2 separate regions of the Mus musculus genome follow, and region 2 is linked to region 1. A link is a loop called in an ENCODE intact Hi-C map of the cell type or tissue named here. Cell type or tissue: heart. All regions are shown on one strand. Region 1 overlaps Pde4b (phosphodiesterase 4B, cAMP specific). Region 2 holds the start of Pde4b (phosphodiesterase 4B, cAMP specific).

The links. Hi-C counts contacts between places; a loop is a spot of excess contacts. Peaks named below come from ENCODE experiments on the same cell type or tissue, not always from the same donor. Only the 100,000 strongest peaks of a DNase experiment are listed, where the experiment ranks them.
Region 2: it touches region 1 in a loop (2.1-fold over the local background); 2 of 42 quality-filtered maps call a loop at or near these places.

The regions. Positions count from the first base shown.
Region 1 is chr4:102,442,352-102,447,351 of GRCm38, forward strand. All of the region lies in intron 1 of Pde4b (phosphodiesterase 4B, cAMP specific), which reads left to right. Among named protein-coding and RNA genes, the nearest start is that of Gm52668, 71 kb to the right of the region's middle. In heart, a CTCF peak has its summit at 2,363; a DNase peak (open chromatin) is centred at 4,370; H3K27ac peaks cover 416 bases.
Region 2 is chr4:102,252,842-102,257,841 of GRCm38, forward strand. It overlaps Pde4b (phosphodiesterase 4B, cAMP specific), which reads left to right and starts at 2,098. Exons shown (of 15, transcript NM_019840.2): 1 at 2,098-2,615. The coding sequence starts at 2,380. In heart, a CTCF peak has its summit at 2,113; a DNase peak (open chromatin) is centred at 2,200; H3K4me3 peaks cover 3,675 bases; H3K27ac peaks cover 2,914 bases.

The DNA of each region.
Region 1 (5,000 bases):
ATTTTTATTTATAACTATCATAATTTTCAAAACAAATAGAGTGAATTTATAATTTTCATCAAATCAAAGAAGATAATTCAATTTCAAGTTTTATAATTTTAGTTGAAATGGTCATGTTTTATTTTATTTTTTAGTATATATTTTCTTTATTTACATCTCAAATGTTATTCCCTTTCCTAGTTTCTCCTCCAAAACCCCCTATCACCTTCCCCCTCCCCATGCTCCCCAACCTACCCACTCCCACTTCCTGGCCCTGGCATTCCCCCATACTGGGGCGTATAAAAGAAGTGTTTCTTGAATGTTTAAAATATTTTCTTCCTGGTTCCCCATTAAGGGAATGTTGTGAAGATCAAATACAATTTAAAGAAACTGCAATTTTTACAGTAAATCTATTACAAATGATATGAAACTTGATTCATGTTACTCTGGGTAGGTATAGCCCACACTTACGTTAACATATCCAAGAATTTGTGAAAATTCAAATAGAAAAGTTGTTTATCTTGGGCCATGTATTAAACCAAATAGGTTAAGATACCAAAAAATTTTTTTAAATTGTTGACAAAAATTGCTTTTACCAATTGATATTTTGTTAGTAGCATCCATCCATAATTTAATGTTACCAGTAAGGGTAACAATGGGTATCAGGTACAAAGCCCCCTGTTATTCAGAACATTACTCACCTTCATGGCAGAGTGATATTTGTTAACTAGTGTCCAGTTTGTTATGGTTACAAAACAGTTTCCTAGCCACCATCCCATGGTATCGCGCCAATAGTGCTGTAAAAGAGCAGACTTGCTGCTATTAATTGTCCTATTTTGTAAGTGAGAAAGGAACTCAAATGTCATCCAAGTGGAAAATAATCCTTTCTTGTCAGATTTCAAATTCCATTTCCTGAAGTCTACACAGTGATGCCTCCCCGGTATCTTTCTGTCTTCAGCTACACTGACTGTTCATTTTGTCTCTGAAGAACTCATTTATGCAATGGTCCTTCCATTCTGCCAGGGACTTTCTATATATGCAGAGTTCCTAAAAAGACAGAGAAGGCTGTAAGGTGGAGAGAACTGAACCAACAAATATTGCAGGCATCAAGGGTTTATAAACTCTGAACTTCACAGTCCTGGGAGGTGAACAGTGACCACGTGACTCTCAAGCCATTATCTCTCTGATAAGACATAATCTCTTTCCCCAGACAGGTGTTTCCCTCTTCCCCCGAAATGCCCACGTGCCAGGACAGTTTCTCTCAGGAATACCTTTCTGTTTCTCTATCCAACCCAATTTCCTTCAGAGGAACTCTGGAAATTCTCTACAAGAAAGATACGTAATTACCAGCTAGGCACAAATGGCCAACCAGATGGCTTCTGTCTACATGTTCTTGAAAACCCAGCAAAAGGCATTCTGGCTCTACGTATTGAGCCTTGTCTCAGACTGAGTCAGAGACAAAAGAATGGAGGTGTGTCTCCAGTCTCAGGGGCCTAATCAGTAGAAGAGAATAAAGAGATGGTAAGGGCCTGAGGAGGTGGAGGACTCGGAGGAAATTGTGTCTGATACATGGATGTGGCACATATTGTCCATATTGAACCTGTACAGGTCTTGTGTGCATTGTCACAACCTTCATGAAAGAAAATTCCAAGACTAAGAAAACTTTGTGTCAAAAGATTAGCAATGTTTGTACTCAACAGAAATTCAGTAAATTCTGTATTTTTTCTATTCCTGTAAATAGTAGTATCACTGGTTAGGTATCCATTATAGAACAAAAATATTTACATGTTCTTAACTATTTGTGAATTAAAGGATGAAATGTGTTTTATTTTGTTTTATTGTAACGTGTGCCTAATGGTATTTTTTCATCCTTGTCTATGAGTATATATTTATACTTTTCATGCCACCACTTGGTACTCCTAATATGTACATTCATAACGGGATCGTTGTAATGTTTACTGGTTGAAACACATGAAAATTAAATGTCTTAATGTGGTTTAAAGCAATTATTCTCATGCATTTAGGAGCTGATCCCTCATTATTTACACAGATGGCATTTTTTGCCGTTGTAAGTAGCCACTGGTCACTGAGAATACAAATTAATTTTCCACCAAACCAGACAAGCTCTTTCAGGCAAATGAAAAACATTTCAAACCAGAAATTTCTTGTTTAATCATAGTTTACACTAACTGTATCTTGTAACTGGAAATCATCTCGGAAGTGGGATCAAGTTTAGTGAAGTTTCTGAAAGGGTTTTAAGTTACTAGAAAATAAAGTCTGCTTAATTTCTCCTATGTTCAAAGGGGAGACAAGAATAGCCACTGTTTTAGGATATGAGGCAGTCCTAGTTAAAACGGTGAGTCACCGCCAGCAGAGGTCCTAATGACAGAGGAATCTGCTTAGTGCCATTCTCTAAGCTTCACACATGAAGCCATGCAGAAATTATATAATTATTCCTCCTGGATGGATCTTCTTATTGGCTTGTAATTACTAAATATGCCTTGAGTATCTTCATATCCTGAAATTAAGTCTTCAGAACTGCATAAGGAACTGTAAGGTATGATCTCTGGTTGTTTATGATCTCAGAGTTGATTTTACCAATTAGTATGTAGCTTCCGGGGTCCTAAAATGTGACCTTTCTAGCTTCTGTATGACTCAATTACTTAGACAAAGTTTAAAGCAATCCCAAGAGAAACCTCTGATTTGCACCATAACGCTGTGTATTTTCTACTGCATGCAATGGCTTCCTGTGGACCTAAGCAGCTGTCTTGTTGATAGTCTACGCTTTCTATGTGTGCTTTTAAAAATATTCCTTGCCATTTTGGAACATTACTCATAAATAGAAACAAATTGTCATAAATTTGTCTTGTAGAAAACGGGAGGGGCACATAACAGCTCCCTTACATGAAACTATTATCTACACTGACTGATTTTGCCATCCTCTTCTACCAATGCACCAACTAGCAACTTAGTTGACTGTGAATGTGTCAAAAATGGAGACTACATAATGGATCCCTAGGAGATTTATTGATCTTCTAGCTAGAAATATCACTTAGCCTAGCTACCTGTTTGAGAGGTGGAGTTCAAGGCGTTAGTGTGGGCTTACGCCCTTTAAGAGCCTCCTAGGATGGTTATACAGGTAATGGCAAGAGAATTTACAGTAGCCCCCTTCAGAAGGTTCTCATTCCTTGGTAGCTAGCAATATGGAAGAACCTGGGTTCTACTTTAGCAGAAAAACTTATTGTTTTAAAATACTAAGCAAAAACCTCCGTTATTTCCTATGATATACAGTTTATTCTTCCAAAGATACATAAATATTGCAATGTGGGTTTTATTTTCTATTTTGAGGACCAGTGAAACAATATTGAAAAGATATTAATTTACTAATTATAACTTAAGGCTGATGATAAATGTTGGATTTATATCATCTTATTTAATTTATACAGAAACTCTTTGAGGTAGGCTTCTATTTTCAGATGAAAAATGTAAATTTGGGAAATAGATTTGCATGTTCCAGTTTTTCAGATATTAAGTGGCAGACCAGGATTGTGACTCCAATGAATGTGCTCTAATTCTCTAGAGTTTCAGGATCTTTCACCAGTACCTGATAATTTTCAATAATGGATGCTGGGAGACAACCATTAGTCTCACGATGGACCATATGGGTCAGCTGCATTCCTTTCATTTGAATTTTATGGGTAATGACCTTTGGAGTTGATGATTGCTTCTTATACAGCAATCTACACACAAGGAACTGCTAGCTCTTGCTTTTCCAAGAAAGAATGATGTATGGAATGCTCCTTGGGTTCCTTGTGGCACCATGAATCTGATTCTATGTCTTATTGAAATTATTATCTATTGACCTTCTGCTCCAATCATGGAAGTTTCATATACTATTTTCCTTAACTTAGTTACACTACGAAGATTCAATTTTCAATTACCTGCACAATGTGCTCAAGGACACAGCCTTATCTTACGGACAAAGTTTAAAGCATGGGTTCCTGCTCATATCTGAAACTCATGCTGTCTGTGAACACTTTTCTTTCGTGTATTCGCTTGTACATTTGTAGCTGCTGCCATCCACACTGCAGTATATTCTGCCTGAGGAACTGCACTGCTCTTTGTGCCCATGGTCTTTGCCTTTCTCCTGTGAATCATATCATATCCATCAGTGTTTCAGTCAGCCTCTCTAGTTTCAAACAACAGAAACCAATCCTGAGTTCCTTTGAAAAATGACCGTTTGTTGGCATGATACAGGATAGTCCATACAATTATTAGGGTTCCATAAAAGGAGTTTTGGCAGACAAGTGGAAGCAAAGAACAGGAGGCACCTGCCAGGACTATGGCCAGGGTCCTATCACACTCACAAGCTGCTACTGGCACTGCTGTCACAGCTGTTGCCATGGCTCCTTCTAGTCCTGCTCCTGGCGATAAGACCAAAATTGCTTATGCACGTCTCACTTTCCAGCACTTAGTGCATTACCCTTTTGCCCTCAGACAGCTGCACCCAAGAAACTGCAGTAAGACCTCCGGGGTTGACCTCATGGGGAGTGCCATGTCAGCAGGAATGCACACAGGAAGAGTGCTCCTATAGCCTTTGTTTTAAAATTGTGTTTGAGATTTCATGATCACTGAGCAGCAGCATATTACAGACTTTAAAATAAGAGACATGCTAGACAACCCCCACACACAGGCCTGTCAGAATCACATGTCCCATAAACATATTACATGGTCTTCTAAGACTCAGACAGTAGCCATATCTTCTCAGTTGTGCAAAAGCCATGCCTTTTATAGGCCATCAAACAGCATATTCTCCAAAAACTCCGATGACAATATGTGTTTAAACACTCACTACATTCCCTATATCCCCACTCTTCTTTCTAATCCACTGAGACACTAGGAAGACTTCATGGGCTTCCAGTTGTTAACATCTACCTCAAATACTCTTCTTGCCTATAGGTGAATTTTCTATACTTCTACTAAAGATAAACTAAATAACAATGCTGTATAGTGCAGTCAAT
Region 2 (5,000 bases), 190 kb before region 1:
TATATATATAGCTTTGAGACCATTGGCAGACTGAAGACAGGTATGTGGGATGCCATCAAGAGGTGATATAAGCAGCATTCTCCTATCAGAACCTCAATTTACACTTAGCGATATTAGGGCTACACAATTTGCCATTACTTTTTTTTTTTCTGAGAAGACATTCCTAAAATTCTTATTTATCTCGTCAGCTTTGAAAATTAACTATGAGAAATGGCTTTAATGAATCCCACTTGCTATTTTATTTTTGCTAATAGGTCACTGTGAATCATGATAGAATCATATAATCTCAGGTCCCAGTTTTAAAAAAATAGTATTTTGGGTAAAAGACTTGCTGCAGAATTTAGCAAATAGTGGGTAGCGTTAACCACATTTTCTCCATATTATCAACATTCTATCTTTTCAAGATACTCAAAATACTTTCAGACCCCAAGAAGCTGCACTAAGGCCTGCCTAGACAAAAGCACTTTATAATGAAATAAACAGTGCTACCAGGAGTCAGGAAACTGGAGTGGGAGATGTAGTGATGACATCAGTCACCAGGATGGATTTGGATGAGTCCCTTCAGTCCCCTGGCTCTGTTTCCTGGTTTGAGAAATCATTCATAAACCAGGAACATTCAGCCCCATCTAAGATTTCACGACTGCACATCTGTTCACCATGTACTTTAGTTAGTTGTTTAGATCTGCACATCTGTTCACCGTGCTCTTTAGTTAGTTGTTTAGATCATGATGGGTTTTCAGAAGTGGTACTTAAAAGTCAGTAGTTTAAGTTCCAGTTCCTTCCCTAAGGTTTGCAGTGGGATGCCTTTCTCCTACCCAGAGGCGATGTTCTGCCGTTATTTAGCCCTCTAATCTTCAGCACATTTTTAGTGTGTGACAGACATATAGAGAGATTTATACAGCTGGACGACCCTACACATTAGTGTGAAAATGAATGTCTGATTTTCACTGAAGTCCTACTGTGCATCTTTACCTTTTCTGTCATTCTTGCTGATTAATCCTATCGTACTTTGCCACATTTATTTGAGATCAACCTGGATCCAATGACCATCACTGTGAATAAATATTTTACAACATGCAATGGACCTCATTATACTTCAGTATGCCTTTAAATATATAGAAGCTGTGCTCTCATGCCCAAGAAGAGAAAAAGAAAAAAGGAAAAAAAAAGGCAAAAAGAAAAGAAAAGCCAAGCCTAGCCAGGTTGAAGACATTCCTTGACTCCATGGCTTCTCACAAGCAATGTAGAAACCCACTCTCTGGTGCACACAGGCACAAAGATACACACCTTGTGCACCTCTCAGCACACACACAAACACATGCACAGTACCTAACTTGGGGTGCATGTTTTTTCTGGCTCTTACTTCCATTTCAGATTAGGGGTGCTTTGGCCATCAGAAGAGGCATTCAGTATCAAGTGGCTTATGTGGGCAGATTGCAAACAATGAGCCTAAAGAGAACAATGAGAGTAATGTTTATTGGAATAAAAATTAGGTTTTGAATTCCTTGGGGAAATGAACCAAAGCCAATGTTTTCCTGTTAAGTGACATTTTGTTTTTTTAACTGATGCTGCTTGGGATCTTCTAAAGAAGGAAGTGGGGTGGGGGTAGGGGGGGGGGAACTTCAGCAATTCAGCTCTTTGATTCAGAAATGGAATCTGAAAAGCTGTTTTATTGAGGCTTTTGGCAATCCCTGACTTAATCAGTTTTGACTGTGACAAAGACGATAGCCTCACGAATTTAGTGCAAATCCGAGCAGTGGAGGGTATTTTTCAGGGGGGAGATAGCCCAGTTGTTTAAAGAATCCTGGGCCAATAGCGTTTGATAGGCGGAGTTACGGCGGTGCTTTGCTGAGCAAGATAATTCTGAATGAAGACTTTAAAAGCACATGCTGGATGGGCTCTGGTTCCGCCCTTTGTGCAGACAAAAGTGACTGGGTGGCCAGGCTTTGCTTACTGTCCGAGTTAATGCAGCTTGTTTGATAAGGTTTTCTTTAAAAAAAAAAATACATATAAAGGATTTATCAAAAGCCCTCATGAATATTTCATGAGTTGATATATTCAGCTGAATGGATTCAGTGAGTCTCAGTGTGTAACTTGCAGACAAACCCCATCCACAAGGAGGCTGGTGACAGAGGAAGCACTTTGGCGCATTTTCAGAGGCAAAGGCAGCCTGATAAAGCTCCTTGTGACAGGCTGTCTTGCCAGTCTCCCAGTATGCTCCTCTTGCTCTGAAGTGCTCCAGGATTGAAACCACAGCTTCCCAAATTAGCCTGGGAAGAGTGTGCGGACCCAGCAGCCTTTTAACCCGCGTCAGTGCCTTTGCTATGTTCAAGACTGCTGTTTTGGATGGTGAATGCTAGCTAGCACTCCATACGAGACATGACAGCAAAAAATTCTCCAAAAGAATTTACTGCTTCGGAATCTGAGGTTTGCATAAAGACTTTCAAGGAGCAGATGCGCTTGGAACTTGAGCTTCCAAAGCTACCAGGAAACAGACCTACATCTCCCAAAATTTCTCCACGCAGTTCACCAAGGAATTCACCATGCTTTTTCAGAAAGTTGCTGGTGAATAAAAGCATCCGACAGCGGCGTCGCTTCACGGTGGCTCATACATGGTAAGAGTGGACTTAAAGGCATCCCAGTGCTAGGCAGATTCTTGGCTTCTCAGTAGTGATTTAGAAAGGTTGAGAATGGAATGTCTGAGTTTTGCTCGGAATGCATAGCGCAAGTCTGAGTTGAAGGGGTACAGTAGGTCAGCTAAGAATACAGAAGTGTACAGTGTGCTTAAGTATCTTTGTGCTACCTGCTGTTTCCAGATAAAATAAGCCTCTGACCGTGGAGACTCTTCGAAGTGACTGCTTATAAAAATGTCTTTTGGAAAATAGGGAATTGAGGGACCTTTTAAAAGTAAGATTTTTGTTTCATTTCTGTTCTATGATTTTAGCAGTGGGGCTTTGTTTTTGTTTTGTTTTTGTGGTACAAGAATAGGTATTTTCATCTCAATTCTAATCTATTCCTTAAGATAACTTATAAAAGCCTCAATAAATGTGTTGTCTCATCATGACTATGGGGCATAACCAGAGTGAGCTTTCTCCTTACAAACTTTTATCTTTACATTACTTAAAGGGTAGGGAAACTAAGTTCTAACTTACAAAGTGTCACTGACAATCAGTTGTATTATGATTCCAAAAATTTTGTATCTTTTAGGTATGCCAAGTATAAGAGGTTAGTGTCTCTGTAGAAGCTGAGTTGAACTCCCTACCTCCAGCATATATTTTATTTACACTGGATGTAAAAACAGGAGGCTGGCCTCCTTAAAGCAGTGCAGTGAAGAAGCACAAGGAGAGAACCCCAACATTAAGTTACTTTGACCTGAAAAGCCTGGGCCACCTCAGGTTTCTTTGAAGGGATGTGTCTTTCAAATTAAGATAACCTTCCAAATTGGTATTTGCAGCTCAGTCTTATTTAATAGGCAACATGGCAAGAAAAGCAGGATGTGGTTTTTTAAGGTAATCCCCACAGCAATTTTGTGCCTACATGCTAGAGTGCCAGCTAGCATAATCAACCAAGGCCACTGGATATTCGAAAATTAATATGCACTGTGTTGTTTCCTCCTCACCAGGAAAAAAAAAATGTGCTCGCTCTGTGCACAATGTGTTGATTAATCATAGCTACCCATAGAAAGATGTAGCTCACTTTGACAAATAGCCAATGTTCTGCCAACATATACTTCACATAGTTAGAGATGATCTATTTTCTCTTGCTTCTGACTGTGGTGTGGTATTATTTCTTGGAGAACTGTTTGGTCATTTTGATGAAGCGTATGCTGTTATTTCATTGTGCTCGGTTGCCTGTAGAACACACGTGGTTAGGTTTTTCAAAGCCTACCAATGGTGATAGCATTTGTAGAAAGAGGGTGTTCATGTAAAACTATGTGCTGATTGGAAGCAGTCCTTTCTCTCATTCTTTGCCTCTCCTCCAACACATGTGACTTTATAGTTAATCTGCTGAGTGGTGTAACTGAATACAGGAAGATAAGCACGAGCATAGTTCTCATTAAAGGAACATATGTAGGGAAATATTTATTTAATGAATAAATGTATATGTCTTGCTAACTGAAGGACTAGCAAATCATTATATTGATATGAAGGACTTTTAATTTTAGGTGTATAATTTTCAAAGTCTGGATAATCTTCTTAAAGTTCTGATATTTTCACTAATGTGGAATTTTTGGTACTTTATAATCATGTGACCTTTCTTCTTCTTAGAATAGATTCTTGATGTGATAGAAGCACCGAGCTATAAATACTAGTGATTTTTTTTCTTTTCAAAAGAATGAAGTTTTAGAATGATTAAAGAGTCAGTTTTACTCATGCATTACACAAATTTTCTTGCAAGTTGCAAAAAGAACAATGTAATGATATGTGAGGTTACTTATGCTAATAAAATGATCTTTTAGATGAGTTAAAACAAAAGTTCCCACAATTGCCAAAAAAAGAAACAAGACATTGGCATAATGTAATTCAATACAGGCATAAAGAAGTCATTAATCATCAGACTTCTAAAACATCTGTAGGTACGATTGTGTTCACACTTTCCTCCCAGTTCACATTCCTTCCCTTTATGTGTCTTTAGTAAAGTTGATTCTCAACTTGTTTGCAGCTCCTGATTAAATCTCCAGTGATGTTTCTTTTTGTTATTGGATCTGTTGTAAGATGCTTAACATTTTCCAAGTTTATTGTCATGAAATAGGCAAGGAAAATAGATATGCCTCTTATGTATTTGAATGATTTTTTCCCCAAATCTCAAGAGCCCAGTGCTGTTTCATTCTCTTTTTGTGTGATGAAGCTTAGCATGCCCGCCTTAGTTTTGCCGTTTTGTCACGATGAAATGTAACTAGCCTTTTCTGATTAGTGATTGGCATTTTCTAGACCACGCACTTAAGTTAGAAATTCTAAGATATAGACTCAGAAGTGCCTAAAATCATGCTATTACTTTAT